Regions from separate parts of the Homo sapiens genome. Here region 1 is linked to region 2. The links are chromatin loops, found by intact Hi-C in ENCODE. Cell type or tissue: GM12878. All regions are shown on one strand. Each heading gives the region's core, and the rest is flanking DNA. Links, peaks and the distances in the headings are about the cores only.

The links. A loop is a pair of places that touch in the nucleus more often than their neighbours do. Peaks named below come from ENCODE experiments on the same cell type or tissue, not always from the same donor. Only the 100,000 strongest peaks of a DNase experiment are listed, where the experiment ranks them.
Region 1: a loop joins it to region 2, with 2.0 times the contacts of the local background. A loop is called at or near these places in 9 of 110 quality-filtered maps.

What each region holds. Positions count from the first base shown.
Region 1 is chr18:70,353,307-70,362,383 of GRCh38, forward strand. No RefSeq gene overlaps it. Among named protein-coding and RNA genes, the nearest start is that of LIVAR, 20 kb to the left of the region's middle. RefSeq lists an enhancer at 4,017-5,216. In GM12878, for the core only: no CTCF peak of the experiment used is centred there; a DNase peak (open chromatin) is centred at 4,915.
Region 2 is chr18:70,429,869-70,438,945 of GRCh38, forward strand. It overlaps the pseudogene RPS2P6. Among named protein-coding and RNA genes, the nearest start is that of LINC01910, 50 kb to the left of the region's middle. RefSeq lists an enhancer at 423-592. In GM12878, for the core only: a CTCF peak has its summit at 4,221 (motif pointing left); a DNase peak (open chromatin) is centred at 4,202.

The DNA of each region.
Region 1 (9,077 bases), core at 322-8,321, 77 kb before region 2:
GACCCTTAAAATATTCATGCAAAGAGTAAAACTTCAAGAACCTTAGAAAGAAAAAAAGCCTAAAAAAAGAATCTTAGAAGAAAACAACAGCAGGGAGGCTGAAGAGCCAAACAGAGACATTAGCAGCTATGAAATGCTGGGGAGACAGTTGCTGGAGTTCAAGTAGAGTGGGGTTGGTAAGCACTTAAGCTTTAAATCAAGACCTCAGGGTGGCTGTGCCAGAAGAGTAAGGAAAACTTAAATAGGCCAGACTTAACAATGCCTACAACCAAGTTTCAAAGGAATCCGTTACCTAGCCTTCCTTCAACAAGAAAACTTAACCCTCTTTGAAGGAAGGTAATAATAGTTCAGAGCTTCTAAAATTTTTCATCCACAATGTTCAGCATCTAGTAAAAAATTATCAGTAATGCTAAAAAGCTGGAACAAGGGACCCCAGGCCAGACTGTAGGAAAAAAGAAGACAATAGAAGTGTGCCCAGATGGGAAATCTCAGCTGAGAAATGGAAACTCCCAAAAAGAATCAAGTGGAAACTCTACAACCAAAAAATACTCTATCTGAAATTTAAAACTTGATTGCATAGGTTTAACAGCAAATTGGAGACTGAAACTGTCAGAGTTGGTCAACTTGAAGGTAGATCAATAGAAATTATATTCTGAAGACCTACAGAAGAAATGGTTGGAAAAAATTAGGAGCCTCAGTAATACTTAGGAAGTTATCAAACAGTCTAACAAAACTCAAATAGGAGTCCTACAGGAAGAGGAGAGCAAGAAAAGGATAAAATATTTGAAAAAAGATAAAAAATTACCTAAAATTGGTGAAATAATAATTTACAAATCCCAGACAGCCAACAAACCCCAAGCAGGATAAATGCAGAGAACTATACCTAGGGACATCATAATCAGACTATTTAAAGAGAAAAACCTTATAAGCTTCTGGGAATGAGAGGATGACACATAATTTCCAGAGGAACAACAATACAATGACAGCTAACTTCTCATCAGAAACAATAGAGTCCAAAAGACAATGGACTTTTTTTTTTTTTTTTTTTTTTTTTTGTGATGGAGTCTCACTCTTGTCGTCCAGGCTGGAATGCAATGGCACAACATCGGCTCACTGCAACCTCCACCTCCCCAGTTTAAGAGCTTCTCCAGCCTCGGCCTCCCGAGTAGCTGGAATTACAGGTGGGCGCCACCAGGCCTGGCTAATTTTTGTATTTTTAGTAGAGACAGGGTTTTGCCATGTTGGCCAGGCTGGTCTCAAACTCCTGACTTCAGGTGATCCTCCCACCTCAGCCTCCCAAAGTCCTGGGGTTACAGGCGTGAGCCACCGTGCCCAGCTGACAACGGACTATCTTTAATGAGCTTAAAGAGAAAAAGTCAACCCAGAATTCTATTTCCATTAAAAATAACTTTCCAAAAGAGGGTAAAATAGTTAAACAAAAGGTGAGAAAACTTATTTATCCTCAGACCTGCATTATGAGAAACATTAACATGTATTTTAAGTAGCAGTTAGACACCTTCAGTTTTCCTTAGTTGCCCTAATTCCGTAAGCTGTCCAGGCCTATCACATGTGCTGATAAGGGCTTAAGACAACTATTTCAAGGTTCCTAATAAAATGATTGCCTCTGTTTTAATGATGTTGAGCTAGGTATAAAATAAATTGCCATTTTCCAGAATAGAAATGGGGAGGGACATTCTCTTTACATTTATTATGACAACTAGCCATATGAACACAGGTGGTTAACTTTTCTACCCCTTAAGATGTAGGTAGAGAAGCCAGTACATCCAGTATATTTAGTGCAGCTAGGCCTGCTTCTATATGGAAGTTCTTGCTCAGCGTGTGCTTACCACTAAATGACAGAAAGTGGAAAATAATTGGCTGAGCAGGAAAGTTAGAGGAAAAGGGCAGAGTCTTTGATCTGCTATAAAGCATAAAAACTTTGCTCCTCGTGAAACAGAGCACAATGACTATCTCAGGAATTGACCAAATACATTAGCAAAAAAGCAGAATTGGCACTTTTCCTTCTGTGCCAATCATGTGGAGAAGTCTGTGTCCCAAGAGTTATGATTGAACTTTACCAAATCTTATTCCGATATTAGTATATGAAGCAGTTTTCTTTTTAAGTAAATCTTTATAAGGCCATACAAAGGAAAGCAGTGTTCCCCTTCCATATTAATAAAAGATGAAGCCCCACAGCCAGGCTACCAGTCAGGCATTCATAAATGGTTACCTTGTCATTGCTTATGTAGGGTATCTTATTTTTTTTAAGCTACAGAATAGTCCCATTGAGGAGAGAGTAGTTGGTAATTTTTTTATGCTAATGTTTTTTCCCCTGACATTCATAGAAATAAATGCCTTAAATAATATAAAACCCTAAGTAGAGGAAGTGTAGCATATTGGATAAGAGCATAGATTTTGGAAGCTGACTGTCTGAGTTTGTAACCTGGTTCTGTCACTTGCCTTTGTGACCTTGGGGGAAGTTCACTTTTGTGCCTCTGTTTTCTTATCTGTAAAATGAGGATAATGTTGCCTGCTTTGCCTGGGGCTGTTGTGAATATGTGAGTTATTTCTGTTAAGTATCAGTGGCATATATTAAGCACAATTCATGTATTTGCTGTCCTTGTTAAGAGACAAGTGGTGTAAAATCCAGCTCTCTAGTTTCATCTGTTGATCTCACTAACTAGATTCCAGGAGAAACTCAGTTTATCGCAGAGCAATTGATTCTATTTTGTTCAAAATATAGGCACCAACCCATAGATGCGTCAAGTTGAATACTCAGTGGTCCTCAACATTTTTCGCCTGGAAAATCACAGTATAGATGACCTTCTCGAACAAGGAGGCACAGTGGGTTATATGCCATTCTAGGCAAGCTACCTGTAACTTGATCCCCTTCCCTGTTAGAAGCAGACTGCAGTACAAAGGAGTATGGAATTATAGAGAAAAGAAATGTAGGCACCGTATTTGTTTTTGAAGAGTTGTCACAACTGATTTCAATTAAACATGTAGATGACTATAGTTGAGGAATATCAAAAGGATGAAGATGCCTGTTGAGTTCATCAATGGCTACTTATTCAGAGCTTACTGTAGCAAAGGAGTGAGCTGCAATTGCAAGGAAGGAAACTGGTAGAGACTCAAAGAGATTTGAAAGGACAGTGGGTTTTGCAGAATAAAATGAGGAAGCCTTAGGCCAATATTTGGTTGGTCAGTGTTCTATTGGGTGGTATGCCCTCTTCGGGTAGGACTTTTGGAAGTGATGTGGAGGATATGGGAGTGGGTAATGGAGCTTTCTGATTGGCTTTTCAATCATTTGTTCAAAGTCTTCGATTGGCTCACTATCAACAGGCACATAACTGGGGACCCTCACCCCTGTAGGCTGGGTAGGCTCAGAGGGGTTTTCCTGTTTCAACTAAAAGAATATATGGGCAAGGCATGGTGGCTTACGCCTGTAATCCCAGCACTTTGGGAGGCTGAGGTGGGAGGATCACCTGAGGTTGGGAGTTTGAGACCAGCATGACCAACATGGAGAAACTCTGTCTCTACTAAAAATACAAAATTAGCTGGGCGTGGTGGTTCATGCCTGTAATCCCAGCTACTTGGGAGGCTGAGGCAGGAGAATCACTTGAACTCGGGAGGCAGAGATTGCAGTGAGCCAAGATCACGCCATTGTACTCCAGTCTGGGCAACAAGAGCAAAGCTCCGTCTCAAAAAAAAAAAGACAAAGAATATTTGTTCCTCAGCTTTGGGTTCCAAGTTCAACATAAGCCAGTTCTGCAGGATTGTTGCCTTAAACTGTAAGCTCCTTTCCCATCATATACCAGTGCCTGGTATACAGCAGGAGTTAATAAATATCTGTAGAATATATGATAAATATTTTACAAAGGAGATTTTAAACATTTTACTTTAAAAACGTTCAAATTTAAAAAGTTGAAAGAACTATACAGTGAATATTCATATGCCCATCACCAAGATCTACAATTAAAAATTACTATATGTGCTTTATCAAATATCTGTTCATCCCACAAGAATAATTTTCACATGGCACATTTGATTAAGCTAATAAGAAAAAAATAAAATTAAACTGTTTATAGCCTTAATACTTACATGAGGACAGATCTAGTCTGAGGGAATAATGAAAATAGTTCCGGAGATTTCTCAATTACCCTATAAGCCAGGATTGTTTGGCAAACATAGGCGGGACTCAGATTCTATCTGAGGCTGTTAGCATCCAAGGGCTGTAGGCATTTGAAGAATGGATATGCTAAAGGTTCATTTGTAGATATTATTATGGAGCCTGTATTTACCCACACCTTTAAAAAATACATTATTAAACTTGTAAGGAGAAATGTAGGAAGTTTAAGCTTAACAGAGCTACAACAATCAGTGTTTATAATATGATTTTTTTAAAGATTCAGTGGAAGTCATCTTCATTCACAGATGAAAGTCAATCCTGTAGGTGAAATGAGGCAAGTTAAAGTTGAATGAATATGCCTGCTGCATCAGAAACTATTTAAGAGATTAGTCATCAAAATAGCTTTGCTTGGCCAGGCGCGGTGGCACATGCTTGTAATCTCAGCACTTTGGGAGGCCGAGGTGGGCGGATTACTTGAGGTCAGGAGTTTGGGACCAGCCTAGCCAACATGGTGAAACCCCATCTCTATTAAAGATACAAAAATTAGCTGGGCGTGGTGGTGCATGCCTGTAATCCCAGCTACTTGGGAGGCTGAGGCAGGAGAATTGCTTGAGCCCGGGAGGCAGAGGTTGCAGTGAGCTGAGATTGTGCCACTGCACTCCAGCCTGGGGGACAAAGACTCTGTCTCAAAAAAAAAAAAAAAGAAAAGAAAAGAAAAGTAAAGTTGAATGACTACGCCTGCTGCATCAGAAACTATTTACGAGATTAGTCATCAGAATATTTTTGCTTGGCTAGGCGTGGTGACTCAGTCTTGTAATCCCAGCACTTTGGGAGGCCGAGGTGGGCAGATCACTTAAGGTCAGGAGTTGGAAACCATCCTGGCCAACATGGTGAAACCCCATCTCTACTTAAAATACAAAAATTAGCTGGGTGTGGTAGAGCGCACCTGTAATCCTACCTACTTGGGAGGCTAAAGCCAGAGAATCACCTGAACCTGGGAGGCAGAGGTTGCAGTGAGCAGAGATCGTGCCACTGCACTCCAGCCTGGGTGACAGAGCAAGACTCCGTCTCAAAAAAATAAATAAATGAAAAATCTTTGCTTGTTTTTTTCGTTTTTTTCTTGAGTGTTAATATATTTTCACATTATTACTGGCTAGTGTCTTATAATCCTACCAGCTGAGGTGTTCTAAGATTGAATGAGATGATAAGAATAAAACACAGTACATAAAGCTGCAGCATATAAGTTCCCCATTCCCATTATGGTAGCTACTCTTAATAAGATAGGAAAAGGAAGTGGAGAAGGAGGCAGGAAAGGAATTTTAAAGGAAGAATACTTTCCCTAATTCTCAATAGATCATGAAAAGCTTGAATGCTGAAAAGACCATGGTACCACGTTCAGGTCTAAAATGATGATGAAGTTAGAAAAAAAGAAGAAACAAAGTAGAAGAATGGAAGATGTAAAGAAGAGGAGTAGAAAGAAAAAATGCTGATGGAAAGAAATTGATGGTCATCAAGATTTCCTTTTACTTCTGGGGGTTTATTGGCTTTGGCTAGGTGTAGAAGACCACAAACATGGTGCAACTGGACTGCACGCAAGGTCTGGCTTGTCCACACTCAGTTTTCTGCCCTCTGCCTCACACCTGTGCCTGTGGTCGCTCTCTCTTGTCTCCTACCTGAGTTTAACTTTGGGCGTACTCTGATATAAAATCATTGTCCCAGAGGGGTCACTGTTACAGAGCATCAGAGCCAGGAAGTATGTAGGAGGTATTTGGGTTCCATGATTTCATTTCACATCTAGTGAAAAGGTCCTGTAATATAGCAAACAATACAGTGCTTCAGGTGAGTCACAGATTACTTACACAGGCTCTGGTCAGATGAAATAGATTGAGCCATGATGTGGGTCAGTGATTCTGCGGGAGAAATGTAAAGTCGTAAGCCATAAGAGTGCAAGAGAATATTTGGAAAGTAATTTTTTAGTAGTTAAATTTGCCTGTAATAATCATGTCTTTCTACGATCTCGTGGATTTGTTCCACTGGAATAGAGCATCACCCCATTGTGGCAGGCACCAGAGAATTCACTCACATTATTCAAGTAGATTCTCAATTTTTAATGGCAGGGAACGTGTTTCCTGTCTGCCACCTTTGGTATGTTGTATTGAATAGGGGGGTAAAATGTAGGCCTTAAGTAAACTACTTGTTCAATAGAAGAATGAAAAATTTTTTGAATTTGTTTTGAATTCAAGGGAAACTATGACAATAGACAGGCAAAGTAGGTACACTGCTAGAGTCCACGAGGCAGTAAAGTGTCATGGTTAGGAGCACAGACAACAAGGCTTTGTCTATGCCACTGCCGTCCAATAGGACTCTCTGTGATGATGGAAGTGTTCTATATCTGTTCTGTACAATAGAAGCCACAGGCCTCATGTGGCTATTGATCTCTTGAACTGTGGCTAGTGCAACTGAAGAAGTGAGTTTGTAATTTTATTTAATTTTAATTAAGCTAATTCAAATTTTAAATATGGGCACATGTGACTAGTGGCTCCCATATTGGGCCATGCTGAACATGGAATGTAATAGCAGAACACAGACACTGTACACATGGCCAGGGTTTGCATCCCAATCCTGTCATGTTGCTACTCTTGACTGTTCATTGCATGGTGCTGTCCTCTGTAAGAGCTGTCATCAATACTATGAGTCAATATATGGAGTCCATATATGGAAATTCATATATCAAGCCAATATATGGAATAAGTAAATACATGGAAAAGAGAATCACTATGTGGAAAGTACTTAGAACAGTGCCTGGAAAATACATACAACTTTTAATGGCAAAAATTGCAATTACTTTTAAGTAGCAAAAACTGCAATTGTGCACTAACCTAACATATAGGTGTGTGTGTATATATATATATATATATACACACACACACATATACACAAACACACACATATATATATAATGTATATGTTGTCAACTGAAGAATCATGAGATTTATAAATTTGGAAAGGAGAGCTTTATTCTTTTTTTTTTTTTTTTTTTTTTTGAGACGGAGTCTCACTCTGTCACCCAGGCTGGGGTGCAGTGGTGTAATCTCAGCTCACTGCCACCTCCGCCTCCTGGGTTCAAGCGATTCTCCTGCCTCAGCCTCTGAGTAGCCGGGATTACAAGCGTGTGCCACCATACCTGGCTAATTTTTGTGTTTTAGTAGAGACGGGGTTTCACCATGTTTGCCAGGCTGGTCTTGAACTCCTGACCTCTGGTGATCCACCTGCCTTGGCCTCCCAAAGTGCTGGGATTACAGGTGTGACCCACTGCGCCCGGATGTTGTAAGTTGCAGGCTGACCATCTGGGAAGCGAAGTCTCCCACAGAAGCCAAAAGCAAGCACTTCAAAGAAGGGAAGGATGAGACAGGACTTTATGCTGAATGGGCTGACCACGTGTGCATATTCAACAGGTTACTGGGGAAGATATGAATATTCATGAAGGGGGTACACACGTGTAGTAAGCAAATAAGCATGTTACCTGCATCCCATGTTGATTTTGGGATGGAGACTTAACACTTAAATGTATTATGATTAGGCCCTATGTGTCCAAAGGTGAAGCAGGTACAGGAAGGCATTTAGTGCGCTCACTGGTCTCTGATCAGGAAAGAATGCTGGTCAGTTGCTGTGCCAGAGTTCAGCAAGTCTTTAGAAAGGGCTGGTTTCTGTTGAACCCTTAGGAAAGAAAGTATAATGGTAGTTACTGAGGAACTGGATATAACTAGGCATGTCCTACCTCCTACCCAGTCATAGCTGGGAACTCAGTTTTTAAATTTTTTCTGGAGTCCCATTGTCCAAGAGGGGGTCTGTTCAGTCAGTCGAGGGACTTAGGATTTTATTTTTGTTTCTCAATGTATATACATGCTTGCTATTATTATTGCTTTTATGAAGAGGCTATGAGATCTGTTTTAAATAACTAGGTCAGTAAATAAATATTTGGCCTGATGTTCGGCCTCTGTTGACTTTCTGGGCCTTAATAGTTGTGTCAGTTACACACTGGGGTTAGTCAGTGTGTTCTCTTTTGGCTCTGAGAATTAATGTTCCTATGAATTGTCACTTTTAGCTTGTCTAGACAATTGATACAAGGGAATTTGGATTTTCTTTTTTTTTTTTTTTTTGAGACAGAGTCTCACTCTGTCGCCCAAGCTGGAGCGTGGTGGCACTGTGTCGGCTCACTGCAACCTCTGCCTCCTAGGTTCAAGCAATTCTCCTGCCTCAGCCTCCCGAGTAGCTGGGATTACAGGTGTCCACTACCACGCCCGGCTAATTTTTTTATATTTTTAGTAGAGACAGGATTTCACCATGTTGTCCAGGCTGGTCTCGAACTCCTGACCTCAGGTGACCCACCCACCTTGGCCTCCCAAAGTGCTGGGATTACAGGCCTGAGCCACTGCACCAGGCAGGAATTTGGATTTTCTTTTGCCATAGTGTTACCTGTATTGGTATGTTGTCTTCTATTCTCAGTTTTTGCATTTGATAAATGAGGAAGGTTCTACCTCAGTTCTCAGCTATATACATTTAGAGTCATGTGGGGGTATTCAGTAACTAATGGCTGCATTTCAAGTATTTGGAACACATTTTCTATGAATTGTTACAACAATAGCAACAATTTTTTTTTGTTGTTTTTTGTTTGTTTGTTTGTTTTTGAGATGGAGTCTCACCCTGTCACCCAGGCTGGAGTACAGTGGCGCTATCTCGGCTCACTGCAACCTCCACCTCCTGGGTTCAAGCAATTCTCCTGCCTCAGCCTCCTGAGTAGCTGAGATAGGTGGCATGTGCCACCATGCCCGGCTAATTTTTGTATTTTTAGTAGAGACGGAGTTTCACCATGTTGGCTAGGCTGGAACAAATATTTATTGAATGATTTTTCCAGACACTGGACTAAGTGTGTTACAGGCATTGCTAT
Region 2 (9,077 bases), core at 295-8,294:
AAGACTCTACGTTGGTCACACCCATCCATGTCATATTCAGGCAGGGCGGCCGCAAGTGGATGCCGGCGTGCTTCTGACTTCGGGTTTTCTCTGAAAGCCATTAAGAACAGGAAACGAAGGATGTTACGTCGTGATGACGAACCTAGAACAGCTTCTAAAACAAACAAGTTACATAGTGATGAGGAACATAGCAGAGCTTCTAAAACAAAGGAAGTTACCTAGTGATGAGGAACATAGAAGAGCTTCTAAAACAAAGGAAGTTACGTAGCGATGAGGAACATAGAAAAGCTTCTAAAACAAAGGATGTTACGTAGTGATGACGAACAAGAACAGCTTCTACGTCTTCTCTGAGAAAACACCAAATGGCGGATAACGCCGGTGCAGCGGGGGCCGGAAGCCCCGGGGGACCCTGGGATGGGGAACTGCGGTGGTTTCCGCTGAGGTTTCCGCAGTGGCATGCGGGCCGGGGTCGCGGCCGTGGATCTGGCCGTGGACCGGGCCAGGGCCGAGGCTGCGGAGCTCGCGGAGTCAAGGCCAAGGATAAGGGGTGGACACCCATTACCAAGCTGGGCCTCCTGGTCAAGGACATGAAGATCAAGTCCCTGGAGGAGACCTATCTCTTCTCCCTGCCCATCAAGGAATCTGAGATCATTGGCTTTTTCCTGGGGGCCTCTCTCAAGGACGAGGTTTTGAAGATTATGCCGGTGCAGAAGCAGACCCGCGCCGGCCAGCGCACCAGGTTCAAGGCATTTGTTGCCATCGGGGACTATAATTGCCACGTCGGTCTGCGTGTTAAGTGCTCCAAAGAGGTGGCCACTGCCATCCGCGGGGCCATTATCCTGGCCAAGCTCTCCATTGTCCCCGTGCGCAGAGGCTACTGGGGGAACAAGATCGGCAAGCCCCACACCGTCCCTTGCAAGGTGACAGGCCACTGCGGCTCTGTGCTGGTCGGCTTCATCCCCACGCCCAGGGGCACTGGCACCGTCTCGGCGCCTGTGCCCAAGAAGCTGCTCATGATGGCTGGTATGGATGTCTGCTACACCTCAGCCAGGGGCTGCACTGCCACCCTGGGCAACTGCGCCAAGGCCATCTTTGACCTTACAGCTCTAAGACCTACAGCTACCTGACCCCCCGACCTTTGGAAGGAGCCTGTATTCACCAAGTCTTCCTATCAGGAATTCACTGACCACACCTGGTCAAGGCCGACCCAGAGTCTCCGTGCAGAGGACCCAGGCTCCAGCTGTGGCTACAACACAGGGTTTTATACACAAAAAATAAAGTGAATTAAGCCTGTGGGGGAAAAAAAGAAAAAAGAACAGCTTCTAAAATAAAGATTGATTATAATAGGCTGGGTGAGACTTCTGACAAATCCAGACATGAGGCAATAGGAATTCTCCCTGAGTTGAGAAATACAGTCCTAACTGTTTATTCAGTCAAGGAGGATTACACAGCAACACGCTAGAAGAAGATTTAAGGATGAAAAGTCCACATGATGAAAGAGGAAGTGTCACCTTGGAGGGTCTGGCATTCAACATTGGATTAAACTGAAGCCCAGGAATTCCTACAAAACATCCCCCCACCTAGTACTAAGTAATCTTCACTATCTGCCTGACAATGGAATGTAGGAATTGTGTCACACCCAGAGGGTGCAGGTGGAGTTTTCTCAGGATGCCGCAGTGCAGGGTCAGTGTGGGATTTAATAATATTTTGAGAATAAGAAGAATCAAGTTGGGAGGTTTTAGGAATAGTGAAGTTACCTCCCATAAAGTCCCTTTCCCAAGATTGCAGATATCATCATGTACTTAACAAAACCCTACTAATCAGAGATATGTATTGTACAAATGAAACCTTGGGTGGACAACAAGAAGTGTGAAAAAAGTTGAACTCAGGTCAGGCACGGTGGTTTACGCCTGTTATCCCAGCACTCTGGGAGGCCAAGGCAGGCAGATCATGAGGACAAGAGATCAAGACCATCTTGGCCAACATGGTGAAACCCTGTCTCTACTAAAAATACAAAAATTAGCCAGACTTGGTGGCGGGTGCCTGTAGACCCGGCTACTTGGGAAGTTGAGGCAGGAGAATTGCTTGAACCCGGGAGGTGGAGGTTGCAGTGAGCCGAGATCGTGCCACTGCACTGCAGTCTGGCAACAGAGCAAGACTCCGTCTTAAAAAAAAAAAAAAAAAAAAAAAGTTGAACTCAATAGAAACCAAAGAAAGGCAATGTTAAGTAATTTTCCACTTGCCAATTTGGCAGAGAGTAAAAAGGAACAATAATGACCAGTATTTGTGAGGGTATCAGGAAATGGCAGCTCATATGGTAAAAGTATAAACTGATGTGATCTGTCATTCATTGCCTTTTCAAAAAGTATAATATATAAATATATATAGCAGTGTTTAAAACTGTAACATTATTTTTATTGCCCAGGAAGTTCAAATAAAAATAAACATCTTCATAGTAAGAAAATGGTACAATGGGCCAGGTACAGTGGCTCATACCTGTAATCCCAGCACTTTGGGAGGCCGAGGTAGGCAGATCACCTGAGGTCAGGAGTTTGAGATTAGCATGGCCAACATGGTGAAACCTCGTCTCTACTAAAAATACAAAAATTAGGCGGGCGTGGTGGCGGGTGCCTCTAATCCCAGCTACTCAGAGGCTGAGGCAGAAACCTGAACAAACATCTTTCATTAAAGGATATTCTTAGGTAAGCACTTAAAACTTTTTAGTATATTACAGGGACATAGTTTTTACTATTCCAACTGTAAAACATTAAGACATGACAGTGGTGATTGTAACTATTTTGTAGGAGCGTTGAAATGATTATGCTTTGTTTCATGAGAAAGCAGAGTGAAAAATTCCACATACCTCTAATTACATAACTTAATAAAGTTATTTATTTTGGTTACACCTATCAATATAATTTTCATGCAGTGCAAGTTATGCCATAGGGATTATGGTTGTCAACTGAAGAATGACAAGGCTTATAAATTTGGAAAGGGTTGCAGCCTGCAGGGTGGCCATCTGACAGGGTGGGAAGCCAGAAACAGACATTTTGAGGGAGGGGCAACAGGAACAGGAATATATGCTGAACGAAGTGGCTGAATATATGTGTTTAATAAGCTACAGGAGAAGTCATGAATCTTTGTGAAAGAGGAAACATGTGCATGAGCAATAAAGCTTCCTGCTTCTCCAAGGGATCCATGTTCAGAAAATGGCCATGTTAGCATGATCGGAGAGTGGAGTGTTTGGCCTTCTGACTTCAAAAGGTGAACCAGAGGACACAAAAATTCCAACTGCACATTCCTTGTAGACTCCATGGTCCGTGGTCTCTTATCAGGCAAAAAGGAGGGGTGGGCAGTGTCAGGTTGGTCAATAGCGGTGGAATCATTTGAAAGACTGGTTTCTGTTTTGCTCTTAGGGAAGAAAGCTTAATGGTGGCCAGCAGGGGAAGGGCACATTGAGGTGTGTCTGACCCCATTCCATCATGGTCAAGAACTCAGTTTCCAAGGTTACTCTGGGGTCCCCTGGACCAAGAGGGGGTCCATTCAGTGAGTTGAGGAGCTTAGCATTTCATTTTTATTTCTCATGGGTTTTTCTGTCAGGCCAATAAAAAACAACAAACACGCATGGAAGAAGTACTGTGGCTGCCTTTTTTTTTTTTTTTTTGAAATGGAGTTTTGCTCTTGTTGTCCAGGCTGGAGTGCAATGGCACAATCTCAGCTCACCACAACCTCTACCTCCCGGGTTCAAGCGATTCTCCTGCCTCTGCCTCCCTAGTAGCTGAGATTACAGGCATGCGCCACCACGCCTGGCTAATTTTGTATTTTTAGTAGAGACGGGGTTTCTCCGTGTTGGTCAGGCTGGTCTTGAGCTCCCTACCTCAGGTGATCTGCCCGCCTCGGCCTCCCAAAGTGCTGGGATTACAGGCCACTGCGCCCAGTCCTGTGGCTGCCTTAAAATATCTGATACTAATATTACCTAGGTATTACAGACTGAACTGTGTCTCCCCCAAATTGATATGTTGAAGTCTTAACCCCCAACTGTGACTATAATTGAAGATAGGGCCTATAAGGAGGTAAATAAGGTTAAATGAGGTCAGAAGGGTGGGGCTCTGGATAGATACAGTATCCTTACACCAAGAGACACTGGAGAGCCCTCTCTCTTTCCCCACAGGCATATAAGAGGCCATGTGAGCCCACAGCGAGAAGGCTGCCATCTGCTGGCCAAGAGAATTGGTCTCGGAATGAAACCACCTTGTGGCCACCTTGATCTTGGACTTCCAGCTTACAGAACTGTGAGAAATACATTTTTGTTGTTTAAGTCACCCTGTCTATGATATTTTGTATGGCAGCCTGAGCTATGATATATGGAATGCCTATTTATTATTTTTTAATATCTATTTCAATCTTATCAGGTAGCTACTTCATTAGCCCAACGTTGCACATTGAGGTTTACGGAACTAACTTGTCCAATGTCACACAGCTGATCACTGGAAGAACCAGGAATTAAAGTCTTCTGATTCTAAATTCTAAATTCGTTTCTTTTCTTTTTCTTTCTTTCTTTTTTTTTTTTTTTTTGAGACAGAATCTTGCTCTGTCACCCAGGCTGGAGTGCAGTGGCGTGATCTCAGCTCACTGCAACCTCCACTGCCAGAGTTCAAATGATTCTCCTGCCTTAGCCTCCCGAGTAGCTGAGATTACAGGTGAGTGCCACCATGCACAGCTAATTTTTATATTTTTAGTAAAGACATGGTTTGGCCATGTTGGCCAGGCTGGTCTCAAACTCCTGACCTCAAGTGATCTGCCCACCTCGGCCTCCCGAAGTGCTGGGATAACAAGCGTGAGCCACCTCACCCTGCCTCTAATTTTAAATTCCATACTATCATGATTACTCAGATTAATTTTTTAAATAATGTGTTACTTTCATCATTGAACCTCATAAATAGTTGTATAACTTTTGGTTTTCCCATCACCTAAAATAAAACAGCACATTACTAAAACTGCTGTAGCTTTACTTTAGCTGTTTATTTTTCAAAACATGAGTAATTATATTTCAGTGGATTGTCTTAATTTTATATGGCTGGGTATAGAAAGAAGAGTAACTCCACTTTAGAGATGGCAGTGGCCAGGAATAATCATGATTCCCATCATTTTTGGCTGGAGAATTTTAAAAGAATATTGAAAAAAAGTAGTGCTTTAGAGGGGACTGTGCTAATGATTCTGCTATTGGCAGGTCACCCCAGGAGAAATAAGTCTCAGCCCATCAATTTGCTGATGCTACTTCTCTGGGAGAGGTGAGGATGTTCTCAAAGAAGGCAAGAGTACTCATTATTGTAAAGATAAAACATGATTTAAAAGACTCATGAGAAAAGTTGTTTTCTAGAAGCACAGCAAACATCACGAGGAAGCCATGTTGCTTATCTGCAGTCTTTGCTTTGATATTTCTGTGTTGGATTAGTCTTTGACATTTGGAAATCAGTTCATCATTATTGGAGCAGTGGTGTTCTTAATAAGAAAAAAAAACATCTAAAGCAAACTAAATGGTGGAGAGGAAAGGCTGTATATGTTAAGAGGTGAGTTAGGAAAGCACGGAGGAACTCTGACTTGGAGCCGATTCAAATAGGACTGAGAGAAGTAGTGGATAATACCATAGATGTTTAATAACAGCTTGCAGACAAGGTTCAACAAGGACCTGTCAAAAGTAACTCTTCCAAATACCATGATAGAGTTAAGGCAGAGGACATCTTTGCATTGTTTCATTATGAAATATTTCTTAATTATAAAAAGTTACAGAGAAAATCAGCCAGGCACAGTGGCTCACACCTGTAATCCCAGCACTTTGAGAGGTCAAGGTGGGTGGATCACCTGAGGTCAGGAGTTCGAGACTAGCCTGGCTAACATGGTGAAACCCTGTCTCTACTAAAAATACAAAAGTTAGCCAGACACGGTGTCAGGCACCTGTAATCCCAGCTACTCGGAGGCTGAGGAAAGAGAATCACTTGAAGCCGGGAGATGGAGGCTGCAGTGAACCGAGATCACACCACTGCACTTCAGCCTGGGCAACAGAGCGAGACTCTGTCACAAAAAAAAAAAAAAAAAAAAAAAGAAAAAGAAAATTTCAGAGAAAATCATGGCCAACAGGTGTGTGTGTGCCCCTCAGCCCTATCAAAGCTCAACATGTTGCTATATTAACTGTAGATTTAAAATGCCATATTTGCTCCAGGATTTAAATGAGAACAAATTACAGAGACACTTACCCCCTCTGTAATACCTTCCTCTCCTGTTACTCTCTCTCTCCTTTCTTTCCCAGGGGAGGGTTTAGTGTTTATTATTTCCATGAGATTTTTTTAAAATGGCTTTTCATTACTTAGGTAAATACCTGTAAATTACCGCCAATATTTGTAGAGGGTTGAATGCTTGTCCTCCCAAAGGGTATGTCCACATCCTGACCCTCTGCAACCTGTGAGTGTGCCCTTATTTGGGAAGTGTCTTGGTGGATATAGAAAAGACATGATCCTCCACCATCCGGTGGACCCTAAATCCAACAAGTGTCCTTACAAGACAGAAAAGAGAAGACCATGTGAAGATGGAGGCAGAGACTGGAGTGATACGGCCACAAGCCGAGGACGTCCTGGAGCCACCGGAAGCTGGAAAGGGCCAGGCAGGAACCCCTAGGGCCTTTGAAGGAGTGCTGCCCTGATGGTCCCTTGGATTCCAACTTCCGGCCTCCAAAAGGGTGAGAGGATACATTTCTGTTGTCAGCTACCCAGTTCATGCTTATTTGTGATGGCAGCCCTAGGAAACTCATGCAGTATTGATTTGCATCTTTCAGACTAATGTAATGGTATGTTACTGTATCAGTCTACAACCTACTTTTTCTCACGGTTTGATATTTATCCATAATGCTACATATAATTTTATTTCATTCCTTTCCTTTGTTCTGTAGTGTTCCACTGCATGACTTTATTTCTAATCAGCTGAGTGACCTTGGGCTTATTTCTGTGTGTCTTCATATCCTAATCTATAAAATGGGGAAAATAATCACTAAAAATAGTGGAAGTATTAAAATTCATAAAAACCTATCTATCTTATAGAGTTCTTTTGAAAGTCAAATAATTTAATATTTTTAACGTTCTTACAATAGAACATTCCTGGCCAGGCGCGGTGGCTCACGCCTGTAATCCCAGCACTTTGGGAGGCCGAGGCGGGTGGATCATGAGGTCAGGAGATCGAGACCATCCTGGCTAACAAGGTGAAACCCCGTCTCTACTAAAAATACAAAAAATTAGCCGGGCGCGGTGGCGGGCGCCTGTAGTCCCAGCTACTCGGGAGGCTGAGGCAGGAGAATGGCGTGAACCCGGGAAGCGGAGCTTGCAGTGAGCCGAGATTGCGCCACTGCAGTCCGCAGTCCGGCCTGGGCGACAGAGCGAGACTCCGTCTCAAAAAAAAAAACACAAAAAAACAAAAACAAAACAAAACAACAAAAAAAAATAGAACATTCCTGAAACATAGTAATTGCCCTGTGTTAATTAAAAAATCTATTTATCTATTTGATTGTTGATGGATTTTTAGGATGGTTATGCTTTGCCATCATCATAAACAACAGAGCTATGAGCTGTATGTATCTTCTGGTCTACATATGCAAGAATTTCTCCGTGGTCTAGGCCTAGAGGTAGAATTTCTGAGTGTTTTGGAATTTCTGAGTATACCTTTAACTTTATGAGATCTTACCCAATTGTTCTCCAGAGTGGTTGTAACCATGGTCTTTCCTCTTGAAATAAATGAAGTTTGTCCATGTCTTTGTCAATGCTTATTGTTATTAGAGTTCGGATTTTTTGCTTCTCTGATGGATACAAAGTGGTTTAATTTCAGTATTCCATTTAACTATTATTTTTCATATTACTAGTGAAATTGAGCATCTTGTCAAATGTTTCTTGACTCTGTTTCCTATCTGTGAACTGTGGGTTTGTACCCCCATCTCTCTTTATATTGGATAGTTTATCTCTTTCTTATTTATGTATCACCCTTTGTGGATTCTGGACACTCTCTTTAAGTATTGCATATATATATATATTTTTTGAGATGGAATCTCACTCTGTTATTGCCCAGGTTAGAGTGTAGTGGTGCAATCTCGGCTCACTGCAACCTCCGCCTCCCAGGTTCAAGTGATTCTCCTGCCTCAGCCTCCCAAGTAGCTGGGATTACAGGCACCCACCACCAGGCCTGGCCTTGCATATATATACATATATATATATTTTTTTTTTGTAGAGATGGGGTTTCACCATGTTGGCCAGGCTTGTCTCAAGCTCCTGACCTTGGATTAGCCCCCTACCTCAGCCTCCCAAAGTGCTGGGATTATAGGCGTGAGCCACCGCACCTGGCCAACGCTTGCCTTTCTTTAAGTATTGCAAATCTTTTGTACCAGTTTGTGCTTTTATTTTCACTTTGTTTGTGGTGTCTTTTGTTTCATGAAAGTTTTAAAAATTTTTTATGTTGTCAAATACACCTTTTTTATCATTTGTTGTTTTAAAGAAATCTTGTTTGAAAAATCATTTTCTACCATAGTCATAAAATCTTGCTCTTATAATTCTTTTAAATGTTTTAATGGATTTGATTTTCATGCCTGGCATTTTAGTAGGCTTTGAATTATTTCTTTATATGATGTAAGTGAGGGATACAATATTTTCCATATGGATGACCAATTTTCTCAGATTTATTGAAAAGACTGGTATGTCTCCAGCCTCTCTGAAACACTGATCTACTTAGTACTGCCTAGTACTGCAACAAACTCCCTCTCCTAATTGACTATGGTTTTGTAATAATCCTTATTATCTAATAGGCAAGATCTTATCCTTCCCCGCCATGTTTTGTCTTTAGAAATGTCTTTGCTCTTCTATATTAAGAATAGACATGTTCAGTTATAAGAAAAACCTTGCTTACAATTTTTAAAATTGGAGTTTCACTGATTTTTTAGTAAAATTCTAATGTATCTATGTGTCTTACCATTGAATAACATGGATTACATCTCTACTATTCACAATCCTTTATTGTGTGTCCTTCAATGATATTTTTAGTTTTTT